Linked DNA regions of Homo sapiens: all the other regions are linked to region 1. Evidence: chromatin loops called from intact Hi-C (ENCODE). Cell type or tissue: PC-9. All regions are shown on one strand.

Region 1 (8,000 bases):
GTGGCTGTTATTTTTCTAGTTAAAACAGGAATGTAGAGTGCAGGAAAATTAGCTTTCTGTTCTCTACAAATGTTGCTTTTATCTTCTTCAGTAGTTTAAGGAACTTTAAAATTAGTATCTTAATAAAATAGATTTTATCTTGGTAGAAAATATGAGTGCACATGCCAAAAATGGTGTGTGTGTGTGTGTGTGTGTGTGTGTGTGTGTGTGTAGCCCCTTTTAGCCTCTTTGTGGAGATGCAGTATCCTGAATTTCCTACTCATCTGCTTGTTTTTCTTTGCTGGTTGAGTTCAAAAATTTTTTCCTTTATTGAAATTTTACTAAAGTCTGTAGTACTTGCATACCTAGCACAAGTGCTAGATTTCAGTCCAATGTGTCTTCAGATTTGCTTCATTTCACATCATCGAATATGGGATGGGACTTCAGGGTAGGACCAGTCTTCTATGTACCTTCTATTTAAAGAGATCAGAGGTTGGACACAGTGGGTCAAGCCTGTAATCCCATCACACTTTGGGAGGCTGCGGTGGGAGGGTCACTTGAGGCCGAGAGTTTAAGACCTGTCTGGGCAAGGAAGCAAGACCCTGTTTCTATGAAAAAATAGAAATTAGCCAGGCACAGTAGCATGTGCCTATAGTCATAGCTACTTGAGAGGCTGAGACAGGAGGATTGCTTGACCCCAGGAGTTTGAGGCTGCAGTGAGCTGTGATTATGTTACTACTGTACTCTAGCCTGAATGACAGAGTGAGACCCATCTCTTTTAAAAAAAGTTAAAAAAAAAAAAAAAAGAGATCAGCAATGTTATATATCCCTTTAGGCAGATACTTACTTTTGTTTTATGGTAAATAACTTATGTTTGTGGTTAGTAACTACAAAGAAAGTAAATATAGTGTTCAGTCTTTCCTTGAAATGTACTTTGAATTAAAATCTGTATTTCTAGTACAAATATGAGTTAAGATAAAATGTTAAAAAGTAAAAGCCAGTGAAATCCTGTATAGTAAGTTCTTTCAATGTTTTTTCCTAGAGCTGACTTTTTTGAAGATGAGGCGATTGAACAGATTTTGAAGTATAATCCTTGGTGGACTGACAAATATTCAAAAATGATGGCCTTTTTGGAAAAGAGTCAGGAACAAGAAAATCATGCTACATTAGGTAAGAAACTCAAATTCGGCTAATTTGTTTCATTTTAAAATCTCATGGTGTACCACGTTTACTGCCTTCCATATTATTAAGCGTATAGTTGTAATTGCCTTATAATGTTAAAATATGAGTTTGAATTGCTAATTTTGGAAATGACTTCTTTGCCCCTGACTGGAAAATGCCGCTAAATAATTAGGCTTATTTGTGTTGGAAAATTCTTTTGAAGTATGGTTTCCTTTAGAATCATTGGAGTTCTTTTATAATTAATTATTTTTTAAAACCTAAATTTAGGGATATTATCACACAGGACATTTGTAGTTTCTCAATAACCTGCTTAAGAGGTATGAACATTCTTCTTTGGTAAGGACATTTGAGTATTAGTAACGGGCGGGGGGAAGACCCAAGTGGGAAAAGACCTAGATGGACATGTTATTACCAGCTTCTCTAAGTGCAGTGTAGCATTGATATATTAAGACTATACATTAGAAATATAACATTTGCAGACAGATCAAGAAGAGAACACCCATGTTTTCTGTCACACTGATTTGGCTTTTATTTACATATTAAAAATAAAATTTCAATGTTTAAATGGAAAGAATACATATATATGTACATTCTGAAGAGTATTAAATGGAATATAGACTCTTCCCACCCCAAGTTCTTCTTCCCGGAAGTAATCACTATTAGCAATTTTGGGGATATTTTAAAAATATATATTCCCACATCTAAACAGTCGCTTTAAGAAATGTCTACACATAGACTCACGTATACCCGGTTTGTACCTTGTTTTCAATTTGTAGTGTGTGTTGCACATCTTCCATATTAGTATGTAGAGATCTACCTGAAGCTTTTCATGATTACATAGTATCCGGTTGGATATTTTTTTCATGATTGATGGATATTTGGGCTGTTTACTACTGGTGGACATTTGGGTGACTTCCTGTTTTCTGCAGTTGCAAATAGTATATATAGTGGCCTTCTTTGACCACTCATTCTGAAGTAGCTACAGGGTCTCTAATGCATCACAGTTTTTTATTTTCTGCATATCAATGCAATAGCCTGTTATCTGCTATTTTTTCAGTGTCTAGTATAGTGCCTGTTATATAAAGGTACTCAGTAAATATCTATAAATATTGTAATAAATGTTTTTATGGTTAAGTTTTATTAAAGTTTAGGTGAGTTCTACCAGATCAAAAAATTGCTACTATAATATTTTAGAAAATAGAGGATTAGCTTTATTGCATAACAGAAGCTCATTATAGTGACTCTTTTTTTTTTTTTTTTTTTGAGACGGAGTCTTGCTCTGTCGCCCAGGCTGGAGTGCAGTGGCACAATGTCGGCTTACTGCAAGCTCTGCCTCCCGGTTTCACGCCATTCTCCTACCTCAGCCTCCCAAGTAGCTGGGACTACAGGCACCGGCCACCGCGCCTGGCTAATTTTTTGTGTTTTTACTAGAGACGGGGTTTCACCCTGTTAGCCAGGATGGTCTCGATCTCCTGACCTTGTGATCCGCCAGCCTCGGCCTCCCAAAGTGCTGGGATTACAGGTGTGAGCTCCCGCGCCCGGCCTATAGTGACTCTTTGTTATAGATTTATTGTCGTTTTCAACAAATCCTGACTTTTATATTTGAGTTTAAGCAGCTTTCAGAGACTTCTCACATTATGTATATATAGACAAATTTTCAGGTTTAGGATTGCTAACAGAATATAGATAGTTAATTGTACATGCTAGGTAGATCTGATCATGAAGTTTGAACAAACTTAAATCATCAAGTGTGTCAACTGGTTTGAGTCAGTTTCCCTAATTTTAGCACGGTATTTTAATGAGGTGGTGTGGGAGAAAATTGATGGTTGCGTAGTTGAGTTTTCTGTCCACCAGGGTGAGCTAGTTGCCCTAAAAATCAAGAGAAGGCGTTCCCTTTGATTTAAATTCTAACTTGCTCTACTTTGATAAACTGTAGCTTGTTCTCAGTCCAGTTTTCTGTGTCAGCAATGCTCTTAGTCTTCTTTGTGTAATTTTAGCAGGAGATCAAGCCACTCAGTCCTTTTAACCACCTGCCCTCCTGACCCTTCATCTGACCCATGACTGATAGCCAGGCTGGTGCATCAGGAACAGTCATAGTCTGCAAAGCCATTATGGTGATTCATTCTAAAAACCACCTTTAAAAATAGCAAGGACATGTGATCTAAGGTAGACGAACTTGAGCTTTGTGTCGAACAGCGTGTCTCTTCTAATAATACCAAATGTAAGATATAAACTAAATGTAGGCTTGGGGTTGGACTTCTTGTTCCACCACATGCCTGCGATATGATCTTGCACCTTTGGGTTGCTGTGGAATGCTGTACCTACCTCAGAGTTGTCCTGAGATTGAATGAAACGATGTATTTAAAATCCTGTAAATGTTAGAAATTATTATTGTAGAGTAAAATCAGTCACAGGAGAGCCAGGAGTTGGATGGTTTCTCTGTGAAATTACAATTTTTATACATTTAGAAAGCTTTAAGGGAAAGTTCCTTGTTAACAAGATTTCTCTCTCATTTGAAAAATCCTGGTTCAAATATTTGGGGCACTCAGAATTGGAGGAATAAATTGAAGTGTGTTGAGCCAGGATAAAATATGGGGGAAAAGAAATAAACCAAGAAATAAACATCACAGTTTTCTGCTGAACTATGGTGCATGCTGCTGTACCTTTTCTCCTCTTCCTCTTTGTTCTTTGCCTCTCTGGCCTTCTTCCTCTTTGTGTCATAGCGTGGGCTGTTGTCTGTTTAACACCTCCTCATCAGGTGTCGCCAGGCAGATACAACAGTGCAGGTGAGGGGTGTACCTTTGATTCATTCTGTATCATAAAATATTAACCTAGATTGCTTTGAATTCCAGATAAGCCTTAGGTGGTGAACTTTGCTCCCTCTTTTTCTCCCTTGGTTGTAATTCTTGTCGTTTTCATCACAGCCCTGAGTTACAACAGGGAGACTTTTCTCCAGCTTTGTAGTGATCCAGATTTTCCTCCCCAAAGGCTTGTAAATGGAAGTGTTAAACGCCGTGCTTCCCCTGAGCTCTGGTTTCATGAGGATGAACTCACCGCATTTCCCATGTTGTCTTTCAGTGGTTAATCTGAAGCTCCAGAGTCTTGGCACGTTATTGCTTGTTATGACACCACGTAACATTTATAGTCAATGAACTTCCTAGCAGGGACATCCTGTTTGGCACCAGTGAGCCCTTCAGTGTTTGTAGAGATAACTGTCAGTGTCAACTTTGAAAGTTGTAGCACTGCAGGGCTACCCATTTAGGCTGAAGGTTTGAATGCAGCACAATTTTTTCTGGTTCCCTTGATCTGGTTCCAGTGAATGTACAATGTAATAGACAGATGTGCGTTACTCTGAGAGCATTGAGATCCTTTGTGATTTAATTGTTGACCCAGATAAGAGGGATGTTTGGGAGGGGGATTTAGAGAGGAAGGGAGGATTTAAAAGTAACAAAATTAGAAAATATTTGGAAGAGAAAAGTGACTACCTTGCAGACATCTTTCATTTTGATAGTCCCTTTGCAGCCTTCAGACATATTGGTGGGGTTTTTGATGTTGGGAGGTGGTCCTTGGCCATTTGCTTCAATGCTAGGGCACCAGTTTCCTCCTCAAATGTATTGAGAGTTCAGCTGACTTTTGTTTCACTGGAGATTATTTTTAAAAGTATAATTAGCCAAAACATTGTGAACTATATAGCAAAGCTGCTTTGTAGTGTAGCTAAGTCATACAAATGCTTGACAAATGTTATTCATGGTGGCAATCATCCAAGCATTGTTGGCACTGCATCTGTAGTTATTTCCAGTACTGCTGCTAGGTTAGACTTGATTGTGTGCAAACTTCCCCCAAGTTCCCCTTTGGGTGATATGATTTACAGCTCTAATAAAAAAGGCCTTAGGGAGCTCAGACTTTTGGTTTCTCTAGTGATTTCCTGGTTTGTTGTTATTGTTATTTATCATCTCTGATTTCTTTGCTTGAATTTCAGAATTTAAATGCATTTGTGTGTTATTAATGAAGTAGGCCACAGTGGAACTTATAAATGCTCAGTAAAAGGTGGAAGTGTTTTAGGGAAAGTCTAGCAGCTCCTAGTATCCAAGAATTCAGAAGAATAATTCAAGTAGGTTTTTCTTCTGTGCACAGTTATTGAAAATGACTAATGTAGAAATACTTACATGTGGATAATGTAACGTCAGAACCTACATTGCCTAGGTCAACTTTTATAAATGGATAAACGTCGATAGGTATGATTACTTAAAAATGAAGGCATAAATATGTAGAGAGTTGACATGTTGCTAAATAGTTTCTGGGCATGCTTACTTTGTGATTGAGAATTATGTGGGAGCAGGGGTCTATTAGTCAACTAGGATATAAAGACTTTTCTCTAGTCAGAGATCATGAACACCTGGCATTTTCCCATTAGCTAAATTAATGAACATCTCAAAAACCATACCTAAGGGAATACTGTCTCTAACCTTCTTGCTAAATACAAGGAGTCATAAAATATTTTGTCAGGTATGCTTTCTTCCTGCAGTGAGTATATGCCTTCATGCCATTTCCTTAAATCAAATTGCTTAAAATGAACTGAGAGCTTTTATTTAAATTAAGGAACTTCAGATGCGTCCTCCAATGAGGCAGTCAACACTCAGTTTATCTGTCTTATTAATTAAATCCAGTAAATTTTAAATTAAATACAGTTGACCCTTGAACAAAACATGTTTGAAATGCATAGGTCTGCTTATATGGGGATTTTCTTTTGCCTCTGCCACCCCTGAGATAGCAAAACCAACCCTTCCTCTTCCTCTTATTCCTCAGCCTACTCAATATGAAGACCAGGATGAGGACCTTTGTTTATGATGCTGTACCTCCACTTAATGGATAATAAATTTAATCTTAAAGAGACTTCATGTACAATTCAAGGATTGGGGAAACCTTAACTAAAGCTATAAATCCAGAATCTTGTCTTAAAAAAAAAATGGACATATTTGACTACATGAAAAATAAGTGTTTCAATGGCAAAAGGTACCATAAACAAAGTCAGTAGAGATATGGTAGCTTTGGAAAGATGATTAGGGTTTATATCTATAATATACAGGATTCTTAATTTGACAAGACAAGCCATCCAATAGAAAAAAACTGGACAAAACACATTCGAATGGGTCACTCATAAGAGTGCAAATCCAGATTGCCTACAAACCAAGGAACTAGTGCTTAAAGTTGAGCAATTGGAGAAATACTAAGTGAAATAACAATGATAAGTCACTGTTTTAGTTTTCTCTTGCTGCATAACAAATTATCACAAGCTTCACACAGTGTACATTCATGATCTCAGTTTCCATGAGTCAGAAGTTGGGCCAGGCTTAGCTGGGTCCACTGTGTAAGGTCTTGCAAGGCTGTAGCCAAAGATATCCATCTTATTTTTTTAAAAAACAGATGTTGGAGGCTGTGTTCTTTCCTGGAGCTCAAGGTCTTCTTCCAATCTCACATGATTGTTGGCAGAATTTAGTTCCTTGCAGATATAGAACTGAGGCCCCTACTTTGTTGCTGGCTGTTAGCTGGGGGCCACTCTTAGATCTTAGAGGCCTCTACAGGTCCCTGCCACATAGCCTTCTCACAGGCTCTCTCACTTCACCATGTGACATCTTATTTCTTCAAAACTAGCAGGCGAGTCCCTGGCTTTGGTCTGCTAATAATGGAATATAATCATGGAAATGACTGTCCCATTGCCTTGGTCGTATTCTGTTGGACAGAAGCAGGTCACAAGCTCCATCCCCACATAATGATATGACTCATTGGAAGTCATCTTAGAATTCTGCCTACTATACTCAATTTATTAACCTGGAAATGATTGTAAAAAAGCTATTACATTTCTTGCCAGGGGGAGGTGGGAGGTATGTGTAGGAAGAGGAACTTCTATTCATGACTGTGAGAAAGGAGAGTTATTGTAGCCTTTAAGTAAAGTGTCTTTCTAAAACAGATACTTTTTTAACCCAGTCAATACAGTCTCGAGAGTCTACTTTATGGAAATAAAGCCTCTAATAATCAAGGACATAGGATAAGGATATTTATTGCAGCATTATTAGCAGTGGCAGAAAACTAGAAGCAAAGTGAGTGCCCATCAGTAGGGGGAGTGATTGGACAGAGCATGGTACATTTTGGAATATTATACTCCTTTACAAAAATTAGTTACACACCAGTTGACTTTTAGGGATTTGCCAGAGGTATTGTTGAGTGAGAAGGGCTAGATGGAGAAAAATGACCTAGTTATTTGGGTTGAGGGAGGGTGTAGGAAGTATAAACTCCCTAGTAGGTATGCTTGTGTGTCTGTATGTGATTACATGTCTAGAGAAAACTATGGAATGGTATATACTAGATTTTCAGTGTGTGAGAGGCTGTTGACGAATATTCAGGAGGCGAGAAGGTGCCAAGCAGAAGAAGAAAAGCAAAAAGGAACTGTGTTGTAAAGAAACAATCTTTTCCCACAAGTCTAACGTATGTGATGTGGTCATATGTAAAACTTGATTTATATGGTAAACAATATGAGATTTTAATGGATTAATTTGAATTGAAATTTAATCTAATTAAATTAAATTTAAATTTAACAATTTTAATTGATTAATATCTGGGAGTATTCCTATTTCTTGGTATAGAACTTTCAAAATGGATAACGAATATTTTCAGTGTGCTTTATTTAGCACTTTCTGTTGTCAAAATGTATTATCTTAATTTTAAAGACAGTAACTGGCATTCAGACGTCTTAAGTACAGAACAGTGTAGCAAAAAAGGGAGGGTCAGGAATTAAGGAATAGGTATTATTTAGAAAAATCTTCTTTATTCAGCCCTATTAG
Region 2 (8,000 bases), 97 kb after region 1:
TTGCTTCCTAACTTGTGCCTCAAGCAATTGCATCCCTTTTCCAGGTGAGGCAATGGAAGCTCCAGACAGGTGAAATACTTTACCCCAAGTCACACGGCAAGGAAGTGGTAGAGGCAGATTTGACTTCAGAGCAGCCGCACCCCAAACTCTGCACTGTTGGCTTCCATGCTCTTCTCCCTCCCTGAATTTTCAGGAGGGTTCAGAGTCTGTTGGTGGAATTTCTGGTATGCCTCAGATGTAGACTTGTTGCTCCTTTCAGATTAACTGTTTCTGTCCAAAGCCAAGAAGACAGAAGTGGTGGATGTGTCTATAGCTGCCTCGGGCCTCTAGTGCAGGGCAAAGATGCCCCTCAGAGGAGTCAGGTGAGGCTGAAATCGAGCCCACATGTCACCTACCTGTTGGTACGTGGTGTGGGAATTCGTCAGACTGACAGGAAAGGGTTGCTTGCCAGGCTCTGCACCCCTGAAGCCCCATCAACCCAGAGGGGTTCCTCTTAATAAATTGCACAAAAGCACCGCCTTGCTTTGGGTTTTCCTGGAAGCAGACTCCGAGGCAGATATTGCAGTGCAAATCCTTTTGTTTGGGAGGTGACTCCAGGAAGTACTGGTAAGAGAGTAGGGAAGTAAGACAGGGAGGGGAAGCAAAGCATTCACCGTGTGTTGCCATCGTGGACAACTAGACCACAGTCCCACTGGAGAGCCCTGGGGAACAGTAGGGAACATGCCCCTAAATTATCCCAGTGCCCCATCTTTGGTGATGGCTGCTTCCAGGGACTCCACGGCTTGCTCTTCACGCAGGCTGAGTGCACTCTCATGGCCAGAGTAATGCCCTCCTGAAGGATCAGGGTTGTGCCTGATGAACTGCTTGGGTGGCATGTGTGTGCTGATGAGCCGTGTTGGTTGCAGGTGTGAGCGGAGGTGATCTGGTCAGAATGGCAACAGCACCCATCCCACTACCCACAAGGTGAGCCTGACACCGTTACCAAGACTTCTGTCCTTCTGGATTCAACAGGCTCAAGAGATTGTCTGTGCCTCTTCTCCACTGTTTCATTAGCTGAGGTATGAATTTAGGCATCCACCTGTACCGTTGCCCTCCCAAAGGCTGACTTGCGATTGAAAACAAAACAAAACGCTTCTGAAAACAAAACAAAAACGCATTCTGCTCAAACACCATCCCAGGAAACCTCAGGACTTTATAATCAAGTCTGGGATCTGTTCCTAGCTCTGATGTGTGGCCATTTCCTTTGGCTTCTCTTCACTTTCTGCCTCTTTCTCTTCCTCCCCTTTGTCTTTAGAAGCCAATAAGGAAATCCACGTGTCCTGGCTTCTTGCCTTCCTGTTTTTATCCTGTAGACCTCCGGAGGGTTGTTTGGCAAGAGCAGGAGTGGCTGCCTTGGAACTGCACGAGGTTGGGTGGTGAGGCTTGGGAGGGGGCAGCCGCATGGGGTGGGGCTGCTTTGAAGCCATGTTTGTGTATGGTTTACTGATTGGGGGTGACGGGTGGAAACTACGGGGAGCCTCAAACCCCCCTTGGCATTGTCCCCAACAAAGCTGAATTCTTGCTATTGCTGAATCCCCAAGCCCCAGAACTCACAGCCCCGCCTCCATGGCCCTTCGTGGACCCCCTGGTTCCATGGTTTTGCTTGTTCTGGGGCTACATAGCAGACTTCAGTAAGAACTGGAGCAGGAGTTTGGCAGAGATGTCAAGAGTTGACTGAAATCAGAAACCTCCAGCACTAAATTGTGACTGTTTTAGTCTCTGTTCCTCTGACTAGACTGCTGCTGCTCCTTGGAGGCTTTCTGATGTGCCTTTCCAGTTACCCTTTACGATTTTTGCCTATAACACAAATAGCTCCGAAGGAGGCGCAGAACCCTGTTGCTTCATTTGGCACCAATGATCTAATGAGGTGGAAATCCCAGGGATGCTCTCAGGGGGCCGACGCAGTAATTGATATCAATTGGTGTGATTAGAGAAAGCCCTCAATCATCCCGAGGTGTCTCACTGCAATCTGTCATGGTCCTCATCAGATGAGCTTCGCCCTGAGCTTGTGCTGGAATGAGCACCGCTTTCCTGTATTCAGCCCAAAAGCCCAAATGTGGCCCGGCGTGGTGGCTCACACCTGTAATCCCAGCACTTTGGGAGGCAGAGGTGGGCAGATCACCTGAGGTCAGGAGTTCGAGACCAGCCTGGCCAACATGGCAAAACCCCGTTGCTACTAAAAATACAAAAATTAGCTGACGTGGTGGCATGCACCTGTAATCTCAGCTACTCCAGAGGCTGAGGCAGGAGAATTGCTTGAGCCTGGGAGGCAGAGGTTGCAGTGAGCCAAGATCACGCCATTGCTGATCTCAACCTGGGCGACAGAGCTGGTCTCTGTCTCCAAAAAAAAAAGAAAGGGCCTAACGTAAGCATGAGAGATACATATCTTACTGCCCTGCCCAAGAAGTGAGGACGTGCTTTTCCCACTTGCCTGGGAGGCGGCCTGGCTGAGAGGTCACAGGCCCAGGCTTAAAATCTGACTCCCTGGGCGGGAGTCTTTGCTATGCCTTTATAGGCTGGTGGCCTTGGAACAGTGACTTCACTCCTGGTGCCTCAGTTTCTTTATCTGTAACATATGGTGATAATAGTACTACATTTCTTTTTGGTAGAGACTGGATCTTAATGTTTTTCTCAGGCTGGTCTCAAACTCTGGGGCTCAAGCAATCCTCCTGCCTTGGCCTCCTGAGTAGCTGGGACTATAGCTGCATCACCCCACCCAGCTATCATATTACGTTATTAGCCCTCACACGATTGTTGGGAGGGTTAAATAATATGCGTAAAGTGCTTAGAAACATACCTAGTACATAGTATTTGTTAAGTAAATTCTCTTATTTTTTTCTTCTGCCCATTCCAGAAAGGCTCTGGGGAGTCTAACAGCCAGGACAGACAAAGAGCAGTAAAACAAATACTGAGGAACTCAAGAACCATGTGAGGTTGACACCTGAGGTATTACTTGGACTCTGTACTGCAAAGAACATTTATTCATTCAACAAGCATCTACTGAGTACCTCCGGTGTCCCAGGCACTGTGCTCGTGGCTGGGCTTACAGCTGTGACTTCATAGAGGTTAGATTTGAGTGTGTGCGTGTACACCTGGCATAGGTAAACAAGCAAGTCATTAAGATAATTTCAGAGTGATAAAGATGGTGAAGAAAATGAGCAGGACGAAGTGAAACGGAGGAGTGGGGTGGGGGCAACTCCAGGATGTGCGGTTGGGAAAGGCCTCTCTGAGGAGATGAGGGGACAAGAAAGAAGCAGCCCTGTGAGGCCCCAGGATGAGAACTTTCCACAGAGCGAGCAGCAAGTGCAAAGGCCCTGGGCTGCATGGGAGCTCAGAGAATCAGGAGGATAGCAAGGAGGCTGCCATGCTGGAGGAGAATGAGGGAAGAGAGTGCAGAGGCCAGTTTGGAGAGGCTGAATAAAGCCTGAGTGTGCGTGGTGCAGTGTTCAATTTTTATTTTTGAGGATTTATTTATGTATTTACTTGAGACAGAGGTCTTGCTCTGCCACCAGGCTAGAGGGCAGTGGTACCATCACGGCTCACTACCGCCTCGACCTCCCTGGGTGCAACTAATCCTTCCACCTTAGCCTCCTGAGTAACTGAGAACACAGGTGCATGCCATCTTGCTCTGCCAATTTTTGTATTTTTTGTAGAGATGGCTTTTTGCTATGTTGCCCAGGCTGGTCTTGAACTCCTGAAGTCAAGCAATCCGCCCACCTTGGCCTCCCACCATGCTGGGATTACAGGCGTGAGCCACCGCACCCGGTTTTTTGAGGACTTCAAACAGCAAACAACATAGTTTCCGTTACCAGTTAAAAAGTTTAGAAACCCAGCTGGGTGCGGTGGCTCACGCCTGTAATCCCAGCACTTTGGGAGGCCAAGGCGGGCGGATCACGAGGTCAGGAGACCGAAACCATCCTGGCTAACAAGGTGAAACCCTGTCTCTACTAAAAATACAAAAAAAATTAGCTGGGCATGGTGGTAAGCGCCTGTAGTCCCAGCTACTCGGGAGGCTGAGGCAGGAGAATGGCGTGAACCCGGGAGGCGGAGCTTGCAGTGAGCCGAGATCGCGCCACTGCACTCCAGCCTGGGCAACAGAGTGAGACGCCGTCTCAAAAAAAAAAACAAGTTTAGAAACCCAACTCAAGGTAGCTTAAACAAAAGGAGGGATATATTAAAGAACAGCAACAGTGTCTCAGGGAAGCCAGGGGGAGGAACAGAGCTGGGCTTGAAACTGGGAGGGCGATTTCTCCATCCCCATTGCCGGTTTTCTTTATACTGTTTGTGACCCAGTCCATGTTGTGGAACACAGCTGCCGACTACTCCTGAAATTTGTGAAATTGACTTCTGTAGTCTGGCATCTCAAGGGTGACTCATCTCTCAGTGCCAACACGCCTCAGGTAAGGACTCAGGAACTGGCTTGAGCCAGGAGTCCACTCCTGGACCAATCAGCTATGGCCAGGGTGGAATTGAGTCACACTCCACCTCCTAGTTGTTCTTAAGTAAGGATGGGGGCTGGGCACGGTGGCTCAGGCCTTCAATGCCAGCACTTTGGGAGTCCGAGGTGGGCGGATCACGTGAGATCAGGAGTTCGAGACCAGCCTGGCCAACGTGGTGAAACCCCTTCTCTAATAAAAATATAAAAATTAGCCGAGTGTGGTGGCAGGCGCCTGTAGTCCCAGCTACTCGGGAGGCTGAGGCAGGAGAATCACTTGAACCCAGGAGGCGAAGCTTGCAGAGAGCCGAGATCATGCCACTGCACTCCAGCCTGTGTGACGGAGTGAGATGTTGTCTCAAAAAAAAAAAAAAAAAAAAAGTAAGGATGGGGCTCTGGGCAGGGAGAAATAATTCTCAAAGAGGGGAATGAGGGAAGAGTAAACAAAGGATCTAAGTTGCCAGAAAACCAGAAACTAAAGAATGAATGTACCTAGAAGCAAGCTCAGAATTTAGCTCTGAGCTTTGTGGTAGCCAAAGCTTTAAAAAAAAGAAAAAAAAGGAAAGAAAGAAAACAACGAATAAGCATCTGAGTTCTGATTGGCTAATAAAATAAGGCACAGCAGATCACGAGGAGAGAGAAGCATTTTCTTCCATGAAAGCTGAGAGGACATTCTTTAGGTTTCTATGTGGAAGGGGACTAAGAAATACAATAAATGACTCATTCAGCAACAGTTGAATTTAGATTTCTGAGATGATTAAGTTTTTCACAATGTGTGGGGAGTCCCTCCTGGTGAATTCTGAAAGTAGAGGGGACATTATTAAATTTCAGTGCAAGGGTAGGCAGGGTGTGTTTGAGGGGGAACCAAAGTCATGCTCATTATGTTTTCTTTCGATGACCTCATTGGCTCTTGGAGACCTCAGTGCCGTGGTAAAAAACTCAGGGTTTACCTACAGGACTGGGGAGAGGGGTGTGGAGTGGGTTGGGTGTGAGGAAAACATCAGGATAAAGGGCAGCTGACAATCCATCTCTGTCAGCAGGGGGAACTTGAGAAATAGCTGCTCCTTGGTGGTAGCCAAGTGGTGCCTCTTGGGCCTAATGATATTCTACCAGGAACTGGAAAGTCTGGACTATTAAAACATGACTGTTGACAATGAATTTAAATTCCAAGAGCCAAACAAAACGTGGTGAGGGTGAATGTAGCCCTCGGCCATGGGCGTGCAGGCCCCACCCCTCTGGCGTTGCAAGGACTGGGTAGCCTGTGTTCATATGAGCTTCCTGGAACACAGATGGCTCTGCCAGGCTCTTGGCCAGAACTGGGCACAGTGAGAGCCCCAAGTGCAGAAATTCTGTGTCCTGTAGAGCCAAGAATGCCACACCTCTTACTCCTTTCCTTCTTTTTCTTTTTCTATTTTTTTTTTCCAGACAGGATCTCACTCTGGGGTGCAGTGCATGATCACAGCCCACTGCAGCCTGGACCTCCCAGGCTTAAGCGATCCTCCCACCTTAACCTCATGAGTAGCTGGGGCAACAGGCATGTGCCACCATGCCTGGCTAATATATATATATATATTTTTTGAGACAGAGTCTCCCTCTGTTGCCAGGCTAGAGTGCAGTGGTGCGATCCCAGCTCACTGCAACCTCTGCCTCCCGGGTTCAAGAGATTCCCCTGCCTCAGCCTCCTGAGTAGCTGGGAATACAGGCACATGCCACCATGCTTGGCTAATTTTTTGTATTTTTTAGTAGAGACGGGGTTTCACCATGTTGGCCAGGATGGTCTCGATCTCTTGACCTCGTGATCCGCCCACCTCGGCCTCCCAAAGTACTGAGATTACAGGTGTGAGCCACCACGCCCGGCCAAATTTTTAAAAAAATCTTTAGTAGAGATGAGGCCTCTCCCTATGTTGACCAAGCCAGTCTTGAACTCCGGAGCTCAAGCAATCCTCCCGTTTTGGCCTCCCAAAGTGCTGGGATTACAGGTGGCATGGGTGACAGCACCCTCCCTCCCTTCCTCCCTTCCTCCCTTCCTCTCTCTTTCTTCCTCCCTCCCTCCTTCCCTCCCTTCTCCTTTCTCCCTTCTCTCTCTCCTTCCTTCCTTCCTTCCTTCCTTCCTTCCTTCCTTCCTTCCTCCTTCCTTCCTTCCTGTTGGGCCCCAGGTATCCAATGATGAGTAAAACAGGCCCTCCATTCTCTCAGGGAGTTTACATTCCAGTTAGGGAGCCAGACTTTCACAACTAATTACACAGTGAAGTGGTTCATCCAAGTTGTAAGATGTGCCAGGAGGGGAGCCTGCCGAAAGCCACCTTAGAGTGCTTACAAGGGAATCTGATCAAGTCTATGTTTAGGAAAATTCCCCGAGGAAATGACTTAAGCCGAGATCTTAAGGAGAATAAGGGAGGGTTGTGATTCCAGACAAAGCAGGCTGCTGTGACTGCTGTGAATTGGGAAGGAACTTGTCACTTGTCACTTGTCACCGGAGGGCAGAGTTACCAGATGGGGCTGGGGACCGAGGAAGGAGCCAGGCAGATTTTGTTAGCCATGTTGAAGATTTAGAACTCAAGCAAACTTATCCAAAACTTAGAAATATGGCAGAAAGGAAGACTGCAGTTTCTTTCCACGTCGGCTTAGAGCATTATTTGCCAGGCCTGCCCAAGGATTAGTTAATTCTATATGGGAATTGTACCTTGGTTTGATTTTGCTATTTACTGATTGAACTTGATCTCTATTAAGTTACATGTAAATTTGTGAATAGCTGTCCTGTTGAGATGCAAATGGTTTATGTGTGATAGAGGAGGCAACCCTAAAGGTTTTGGCTTTATCACCCTGAAGGACATTAGTCATTTTTGTTCCTAACTTAAAAAATGAACAAATAAATTAAACTTTACATCAGTACCCCCTCTCTGGGGGACTGTAGAAACCCCTGTCATCAAATGCTTTTTGAAGCAGCTCTACCGTGCTGCTGGCTCTCTTATTAATCAGTTAAATATTTGACACATGCTTGTTCTATATATTAATCAGTTAAATATTTGACACATGCTTGTTCTATATTAGTTTCAAAGCCAGGTTTTTATCTTCTCAACATTATTCTTTGACGGAACTCTCTCCAAAGTGTGATGAAAGCTGGAGGGTTTTAAGCAGGCAGCTGCCACGATTAAATTTGCCAGTGGACGCCAATGTTAAGGTTCTTCTGTGAAAATTAAGAAATGCAGGCTTCTATTTTTACCTTCAAGTGGAGGCTTTACCTCTAGGGAAAAATAACTGGTTTGGTTGAGGACCAATCTTCTGTTGTTATCACCAAGTGTGGGTTTATTATAGGGTCTTTCTGCAAACATAGGGGCCTCTAATCATTGCAGTGTCCATTTTGTTAAGACTTAAAGCATCAGATGATAATTTATTGTAATGGGATCTAAACTAATGAACTCCACTTACAATTAAAATGTTTTAGAAAGCTTTCTTTTCTCCTGGGTCTCCCCAGGAGGCCCAGCTCTGACAAAAGTAGAACCACTCTGCTGTGGGATAGATTGCT
Region 3 (8,000 bases), 870 kb after region 1:
CCTGACCATCTTATTTTAATTGCAACTCCACACTCCCACCCATCTTGTACCCCCTACTCAGCTTTATTCCTTATAAAGGGTTGCAGCCTGCAGGCTGGGAAGTATAGCCTTGAGCAGAAACCAAAAGCAGGGTACTGAATTTGGACTTTATGCCAAAAGGGTTGGTTAAGTAGATATGTTTAACAGACTATAGGAGGGGCTATGAATGCGCATGACGGTGTAGTAAGCAAACATGCATGTTATATACATCCCATGTTCACTTTGAGATAGAGACTTGACATTTAAATGCATGAAAATTCAGCCCTATATGTCAAAAGGTGTAAACAGAGGACACAGAGGCATCCTGTATACAGTCCCTGTAACCCAGCCAGAACCAGTCCATGATCGGTAGTCTCTTATCAGGAAGAGAAGCTAGTCAGTGGTTTAAATTGGAGGTAGAGCAAGTCTTTTGAAAGTGCTGGTTTCTGGTTAACTCTTTTTTTTTTTTTAAATTGCATCTCACTTTAATGTGGAATCTAAAAACAAAAAAGGTCAAATGCACAGATATAGAGAATAAAACAGTGGAAAGGGGGAGATGTAAATCAAAAATACAAAGTAGCAGATATGCAGAGTAAACAAGTCGAGAGGTCTAATGAACAATTTGAGGACTGTAGTTAATAAAATTGTATTGAATTCGTGATTTTTGTTAAATAGATTTTAGCTGTTCTTGTTACAAAAAGTGTAACTATGTGAAAGGATAAACATGTTAATTTGCTTCACTGTAGTAACCATTTTACTATCTACATGTATGTTGTAAACCTCAAGTATAAATGATAAAATTTATTTTTAAAATGGCTGAGGGAGCTTATCACCACTAAACCTGCCTTATAAGAAATGCTAAAAGGAGTTTTTTTGAGTGGAAATAAAAAGATGCTGAAGTAACAACATGAAAACATATGAAAGTATAAATCTTATTAGTAAAAGTAAATACATAGTCAAATTCAGAATACTGTAATACTGTCACGGTAGTCTATAAATCACTTTTGTTTAATTCTACTTTAAGTTCTGGGATACGTGTGCAGAAAGTACAGGTTTGTTACAGAGATATACATGTGCCATCATCTAGGCTTTAAGCCCCACATGCATTAGGTATATGTCCTAATGCTCTCCCTCCCCTTCCACCCCACCACTCTCTGGTTAACTCTTAAGAAAGCAAGCCTAATGATGGTTAGCAAGGGAAGGGGTAAAATAAGGCATGTCCAACCTCCTATCATGCTGGGAACTCAGTTTTCAAGGTTTCTCAGAGGTCCCTTTGGCCAAGAGGGGGTCCGTTCAGTCAGTTGAGGGGCTTAGAATTTACTTGTATTTCTCAGATGTCAACTCTTTGAAGGCAAGGATTTTGTTTCTTTTGTTCAATATCTTAACCCTACCACCTAGAACAATGCCTGACATATAAATGTGCGATAAAGGTTTGCTGTGCAAATGAATGGAAATTGTCTAGACACTGACATCCTTCCACACTTGACTCACTGGCCTGCACACTAGGCTTCACACTGTCTGTGACCTAACCTATGAGCTGCCCTTCTTCGGTTTTCTTCTTTCCTCTCTTGTTTCACTTAGCATCTAACTGTGAAAGCTGCCTGAGATCAGGGAGCAGGAAATGGAAGCTGAAAGTTGCAGAACTCTTGATACACATATCAAAATGTTTGGGGCCCAGACTCTCAGAGCTAAATCCCAGCCCTCTCAAATGCTTTCAGACAGGGAAGATCCAGGTTTCTTGAGACCCACAGCCTATAAATTGGTGAGGAGAGGAAGGTCCTTTGAGGAAAAACAAAAGGAAATTAGGTATGACAGCCTGCATAGAATGAGAAGAGAAATCACATCATGTCTCTTACTGCAGACTTAGAGTTGCCATTCCCTTTCTTCTGAGATCTCCTTAGGCAGTTTCTCAGGGATGCTTACAGAGATAGGTTGCTGGCTGCACCACGGCCTCCTCTCCTGGTTCAGCTGACAGAAGCAAGGACATCATCTGGAAGTCTGTTAGAAATACAGGGTCTCAGGCCCTGCTGATATGGTTTGGACCTGTGTCCCCTCCAAATCTCAAGTTGACATGTAATCCCCAGTGTTGGAGGTTGGGGCCTGGTAAGAGGTTGATACGGTTTGCCTGTGTCCCCACCCAAATCTCATCTTGAACTGTAGCTCCCATAATTCCCACTGTTGTGGGAGATAATTGAACCATGGGGACAGTTTCCCCTATACTGTTCTCGTGGTGGTGGGAATAAGTCTCACCAGATCTGATGGTTTTATAAGGGGAAACCCCTTTCACTTGGTGTTCATTCTCTCTTGCCTGCTGCCGTGTAAGATGCACCTTTCACCTTCTGCCATGATTGTGAGGCCTCCCCAGCTATGTGTAACTATGAGTCCATTGAGCCTCTTTTTCTTTATAAAATACCCAGTCTCAGGTATGTCTTTATCAGCAGTGTGAGGATGGACAAATACAGAGGTGTTTGGAACATGGAGGCAGATCCCTCATTTATGGATTAGCATCATCTCCTTGGTGATGATGATGAGTGAGCTTTTGCTCTGTGTCCACACAGATCCGCTTGTTTAAAAGCATGTAGCACCACCCTACCCGCGCTCTCTTGCTCCTATTCTCACCATGTGACGAGCCTGCTCCAGCTTTGCCTTCCACCGTGAGTAAAAGCTCCCTGAGGCCTCACCAGAAGCAGATGCCTGCACCATGCTTCCTACACAGCCTGCAGAGCCACGAGTCAATTAAACCTCTTTTCTTTACAAATTACCCAGTCTCGGTATTTCCTTATAGCAATCCAAGAACAGTCCAGTACAGCCACCCTAGGCCCATTGAATCCAAGTCTGCCTTTTCTTTTCCTTTTATCCTTTTTTTTTTTTTTTTTTTTTTTTTTTTTTTGAGACAGGGTCTTGCTCTGTCACCCAACCTGGAGTGCAGGAGCGTGATCTTGGCTCACTGCAACCTCCACCTCCCAGGTTCAAGCGATTCTCCTGCCTCGGCCTCCTGAGTAGCTGGGATTACAGGCGCATGCCACCACGCCCAGCTAATTTTTGTATTTTTAGTAGAGACAAGGTCTCACCATGTTGGCTGGGCTGCAAGTCTGCCTTTTCATAAGGCGCTGGGGGATTGATTCCTATACACATTAAAGGTGGGTAGACATAGACTTTGTAGAGTCCTGTCAACTCCAAATGCCTCACCTTGGCTCCTGCCAGGAGCCCTGATGCTGACGTTTCCTCCTGTGATCCGTACACACTGTAGTCCAATCTGCCACTGGCTAATGCTACAGGGTGTCTGCCTGAGGGACCAAGACACTAGAGTCCTCACTGTGGCATTGCTACTGTCCACTTGTCCTTTATTAAGTGACCGTGGTGCATCCTAGCACAGTCAAAAGAGGGAGCTGTTGTACTGAAACAGAGGACTAGTGGGTCTTTATAGGACTTGGGACACTCCTTGAGGTGGTGGAGGATAGAGTAGAGGCCATCTGTCCCCTCATAGTTCCTCAGGCCTTAGTATTCTAGCCTTGGCCAGCACTTATCCACTGCTGAGGGCATTCTGGAACAGCTAGAACCCCTCCCTCTGCTAACAAGGCGAGCTGCAATACCAGAGAACGCATGCCCCAGGGTCTTTTCCCCATCCCATCCTACCCTACAGCCCTCAGCCAATGGCTGATGACAGCTGCAGCACAGGTGCGTGTTACACACTGGCTCCCAGGACACTTCAGCAGGATCATGCCCCTGTTGCCCACAGTGGTTACTTACTGGAGGGCACATCTCAGACTGGCATCCTTCCCTTCCCTGCCTCACTTCCCCCAATCCCTCATGAGTATTTCCTGGGGTTCCTTTCCAAATAAACTACTTGGACTACAATCTTCATCCCCGGGTCTGCTAGAAGGGAAACCCCCACCTAGGATTTGGGGTGGGGGTGGGGTGGGGTTAAGTAAAAATCCCAGGTTGATTTTTAATTTTTTTTCCTCTATGAATCGTGACAGCATCTGCAAAACTAGACCACTTCCTGGGAAACCATTCAGCTCAGCACAGGCTAGAAACTGTGGAAAGAACTGGAATGCAGACCTCCTGCTCACTGAGCAGGCAGGGCTTAAAACTGCTGTTGTGTTAACTCAGGGTTTCTCAACCTGGGCATCAGGACCACAGGATTCTTTGCTCCCAGGGTTGGGGGTGCTGCTCTGTGCGCTGTGTGATGTTTAGTAGCATCTCTGGCTTTTGCTCACTAGATGCAACTAACACACACACACACACACACACACATCCCATTGTGATAATCAAATATGTTTCCAGACATTGCCAAATGTCCCCTGTGGGGCAACAAATCGCCCCCGGTTCAGAACCACTGGGTTAACTGAACTCTTTCTTCTGAGCAATGGCAAACAAAACCCAGGCTGACTGTTTCCCACCTGCGGTGAAACTTGCAGTCCTTTGCTTTACCTCTGATGCGCCTGCCCTCTGCCCTGCCTGGCTTCAAGTCCTCATTATAAAACCCATTTGTCACCGCTTCCTTTTTGAGGATTAATTTCTAGATTGTCTGCTGATGGCTAGCTGGGATTGCATTTCTGGTAAAAAAGAAAAAAAAAGCCCAACACATCAGCTCCCTGCTGGTCTCAGAATTCCAGAGTGCCCTCAAGTGGCCAGAAACTGCCATCTGTTTGGCTGCCCTCCAAATTCCAGGCTGCTCTGGAAAGAACTATGGGGGGCAGGGACCTTCCCCTTGCTTGGTGCTTCTAGAAAATCTGTTTTCTCACAACGTGACAAAAATTCAGCAGTGTCTCCTTCAGGCTGTTTCTTGGAGCATGTTTTTGAGCGCATCCCTGAGAGGTTGATCCTACGGGCTGTGTGTGCATGTGTTATGAACGTGTGTGGTTTTCAAAGTCTGGTCAGTAATGAGGAATGCAAATGGAGTCAGTGCTGAGAGAAGGGGCTGCAGGCCACACCACCGTGCTGGGCACACATAAATGAGCCTTGCGTGCTGGCAGAGGGCAGTCAGACCCTGTCAGCTGTTACAACCAGGTGAGCTGCAGGGAGACCTCTGGGAAAGAGACCGCAGTCTTTATCCAAGTGGCCTCCGTTACCTGCAACCAGGTCACACAGACTCTGTGTTCTCTCTTGATTCACCAGTTTTAACATGTGGCAGCCACCAGAGAGAAACCAGGTCTAATTCTCCAGTTTTCCAGGCCTACTTCAGTTCCCAAGACTACCTTTTCTAGAGGGACGCTCCAAGAGATGGGGAGATAATGGAAGTGCCTAATCGCAAAGCCCTACAATATAATTTGTAGGAAGTAGGCAAAGTGCATGCAAAATGAACATTAAAAGCTAAGGAGCTATTCAGGCTGGAAAGAGGAGAGGTTTTCGGCATCGGGTGGTCTTCCAGCCTACCTGTCACTCACCCTCTTCAGGACTAGGCGGGGACCACTGTGCTCTCTGCAGACATATTTCAAAATACACTACAGCACACAGCACAGAGCACTCAGCACAGAGAACTCAAAACAGGTTTTTCACTTGCATGAAGCTCCCTCGGTGCCAACTCTATGTGGGCATTCAGTATTTCCCACTATCAAGCTTCACTGTAATTGCATAGGGTCAGATTCCTGGACAGACCGGAGGCTCTGGGGAAACACCAAGGCCTGTGTCTCTTCACAGGAGACTTCGGACACAGCACAGGGTCTGGCCTCCAGGGGCACACTGTCTTTATTTGTTGAAGGAACACTTAAATCAGAGATCGGTGGATTTTGAAAGACAAAAAAGAAAAGAGATGGAATTCATGTAAGGAAATGGCAGACCCTAAGACAGAAATGTGCTGAGTCTGTTTGGGGAATAGTGAGAAGGCCCATTTTGAACTAGAGAAGATGGCTTACGTAATGAAACAGTGAAGAATCATGCTGGAAGGTTGCTGAGGGGCAAGAGAACAACTGATCTTCATTTCCTAAGTCAATAAAATATTCACTAGCAGTTGGTCATGTCTCACCTTCTTTTTCTTGATGAATATCTTATAATGCCCCTTTACCACCCTGAAATGAAATTCATCTTTTCAATATAACCCACCTACTCGCATAATTTTAAAAAATAAGTATAATGGCCCAAGTCTAGTCTAAAAAAGAAAGAAATGTCATTTACAATATCATATGCATAGGCCTGGATTTATTAGGAGATATAATGAAGTAGTCAGATGTTTGCAACTCATAATGGAAAAATTTGAATATAAAAAATGTAAGGCAATATTCAGCTGAATATTCACACACGAGGAATCACTGTGGTGGCGAGAGCTGCAACTGTAGACTGTTAACAGGCGTATTGCTTCGGTGACTCTAATACCTTAAGGAGATTTGCTATTGGCAATGTTATTTTTGAAGCGGAGAAAAACTTTTGGCAAAGGTTCAAACATAACTAAGTGCAACTATCCATTGATTTACAGTCACTGTGTTTCTAGAATCTATAATACATATTAAGATCCCATGCAAAAAAAAAAAAACATTGTGCTAGTATGTAGCTGGAGAATTCAGACAGGGAACAGGACACAGAGCTTGACTCTGTGATGTCCAGGGCCATAGCTGGAATACTCAAAGGCTGAAGTCTAGAATAATCTGATGGCTTCGCTGGGGCTGCAAGACCTACTTTCAAGGTGGCTTATCTACACAACTGGCAAGTTGGTGCTGGCTGTTGGTAGGATGCCTCTCTCCCTGTGAAATTTCCCCACAGGGCTGCTTGAGTGTCCTCACACCATGGCAGCTGGCTTCCTCCAGAGTGAGCAATCCCAGAGAGAGGGACAAACCGAAGCTCTTCCTTTTACAACCTAGCCTCAAAAGTCACATAGCATCACTTCTACCACATTCTTTTCCTTAGAAGAGAGTCTTTAAGTCTGGTCTGCATTCAAGGAGAGGGGAATTAGGCTCCATGCCTTGAAGGAAGAGGTATCAACAAACTTGCAGACATATACTAAAACCACCATAGCTCAGATAACTTGCAATAGGGTTTTCAGGAACATTCAGTCTACTCAAAATTACATGGGATGGGCCGAGTGCAGTGGCTCACACCTGTAATCACAGCACTTTGGGAGGCAGAGGCAGGCGGATCACCTGAGGTCAGGAGTTCGAGACCAGCCTGGCCAAAATGGCAAAACCCTGACTCTACTGAAAATACAAAATTAGCCGGGCGTAGTGGTACGCATCTGTAATCCCAGCTACTCTGGAGGCTGAGGCATGAGAATCACTTGAACCCGGGAGGCAGAGGTTGCGGTGAGCTGAGATCACATCACTGACCTCCAGCCTGGGTGACAGAGCGAGACTGTGTCTCAAAAAAAAAAAACAAAACAAAGCAAACAAACAAAAATTACATGGGATGTAGAATAAAAATCCATAATGTGGGACAATCCCACATATTACAGACTGTCTTATGCTCTGTAACCCCATCCCTACTCCACCAAATGCCAGTAGCACATCTTTATCATTGTGAAATGCAAAACACCCCCTACACCTGCATAATTCTCTCTCCTTGAGAACCACTGTAATGGATCATAAGAACAACTAAAAATTTGGGTCAAGAAAGCAACAAAATCAGACCCAGGCATTATGATTAGTCTAGCAGCAGCATACGGGAAAGTCTTCCAATTACTTTTAAGATCTATGCCTCACACTCTGCCATCTCCCACAGCCTCCACTGGCACCAGTGCCCTTTAGGCTCCTTGTAAGCACTAAGCTCCCTCGTGGCTCAGGGCCTTTGCACTTACTGTAGATCTCTAGAACATTCTCCTGTTTCTCCCTTATACCCGCACCTTTTCACTCTCAGAATTTCTTCAGATAAATCTTCCTTCTTCTTTCCAAAGATACCAGGTTTCCCTGGAAAGCAAAGTTTTCCCAATTTGAGCACAAATTGCAGTTTTTAGTTATAGACTTGTGTGATTATTTGTTTAATTTCTGTTTCCCCATACAAAGGTAAGCTCAGTGATGGCAGAGGGAGGAAGGAAGGAAGGGACGGAGGATATG

What was found. Hi-C counts contacts between places; a loop is a spot of excess contacts. Peaks named below come from ENCODE experiments on the same cell type or tissue, not always from the same donor. Only the 100,000 strongest peaks of a DNase experiment are listed, where the experiment ranks them.
Region 2: a loop joins it to region 1, with 6 times the contacts of the local background. A loop is called at or near these places in 10 of 110 quality-filtered maps.
Region 3: a loop joins it to region 1, with 9 times the contacts of the local background. A loop is called at or near these places in 80 of 110 quality-filtered maps.

What each region holds. Positions count from the first base shown.
Region 1 is chr3:72,817,573-72,825,572 of GRCh38, reverse strand. SHQ1 (SHQ1, H/ACA ribonucleoprotein assembly factor) reads left to right here. Exons shown (of 11, transcript NM_018130.3): 6 at 1,022-1,149. Among named protein-coding and RNA genes, the nearest start is that of SHQ1, 27 kb to the left of the region's middle. RefSeq lists enhancers at 2,977-3,256, 3,277-3,326. In PC-9, CTCF peaks have their summits at 3,012 (motif pointing right) and 7,278; DNase peaks (open chromatin) are centred at 3,262 and 4,982; H3K27ac peaks cover 1,190 bases.
Region 2 is chr3:72,720,749-72,728,748 of GRCh38, reverse strand. It overlaps a transcript of SHQ1 not described here. Among named protein-coding and RNA genes, the nearest start is that of SHQ1, 120 kb to the left of the region's middle. In PC-9, no CTCF peak of the experiment used is centred here; DNase peaks (open chromatin) are centred at 4,468, 5,148 and 5,618; H3K4me3 peaks cover 322 bases; H3K27ac peaks cover 4,034 bases.
Region 3 is chr3:71,952,311-71,960,310 of GRCh38, reverse strand. No RefSeq gene overlaps it. Among named protein-coding and RNA genes, the nearest start is that of LINC00877, 140 kb to the left of the region's middle. RefSeq lists a silencer at 4,346-4,495. In PC-9, a CTCF peak has its summit at 4,681 (motif pointing left); no DNase peak of the experiment used is centred here.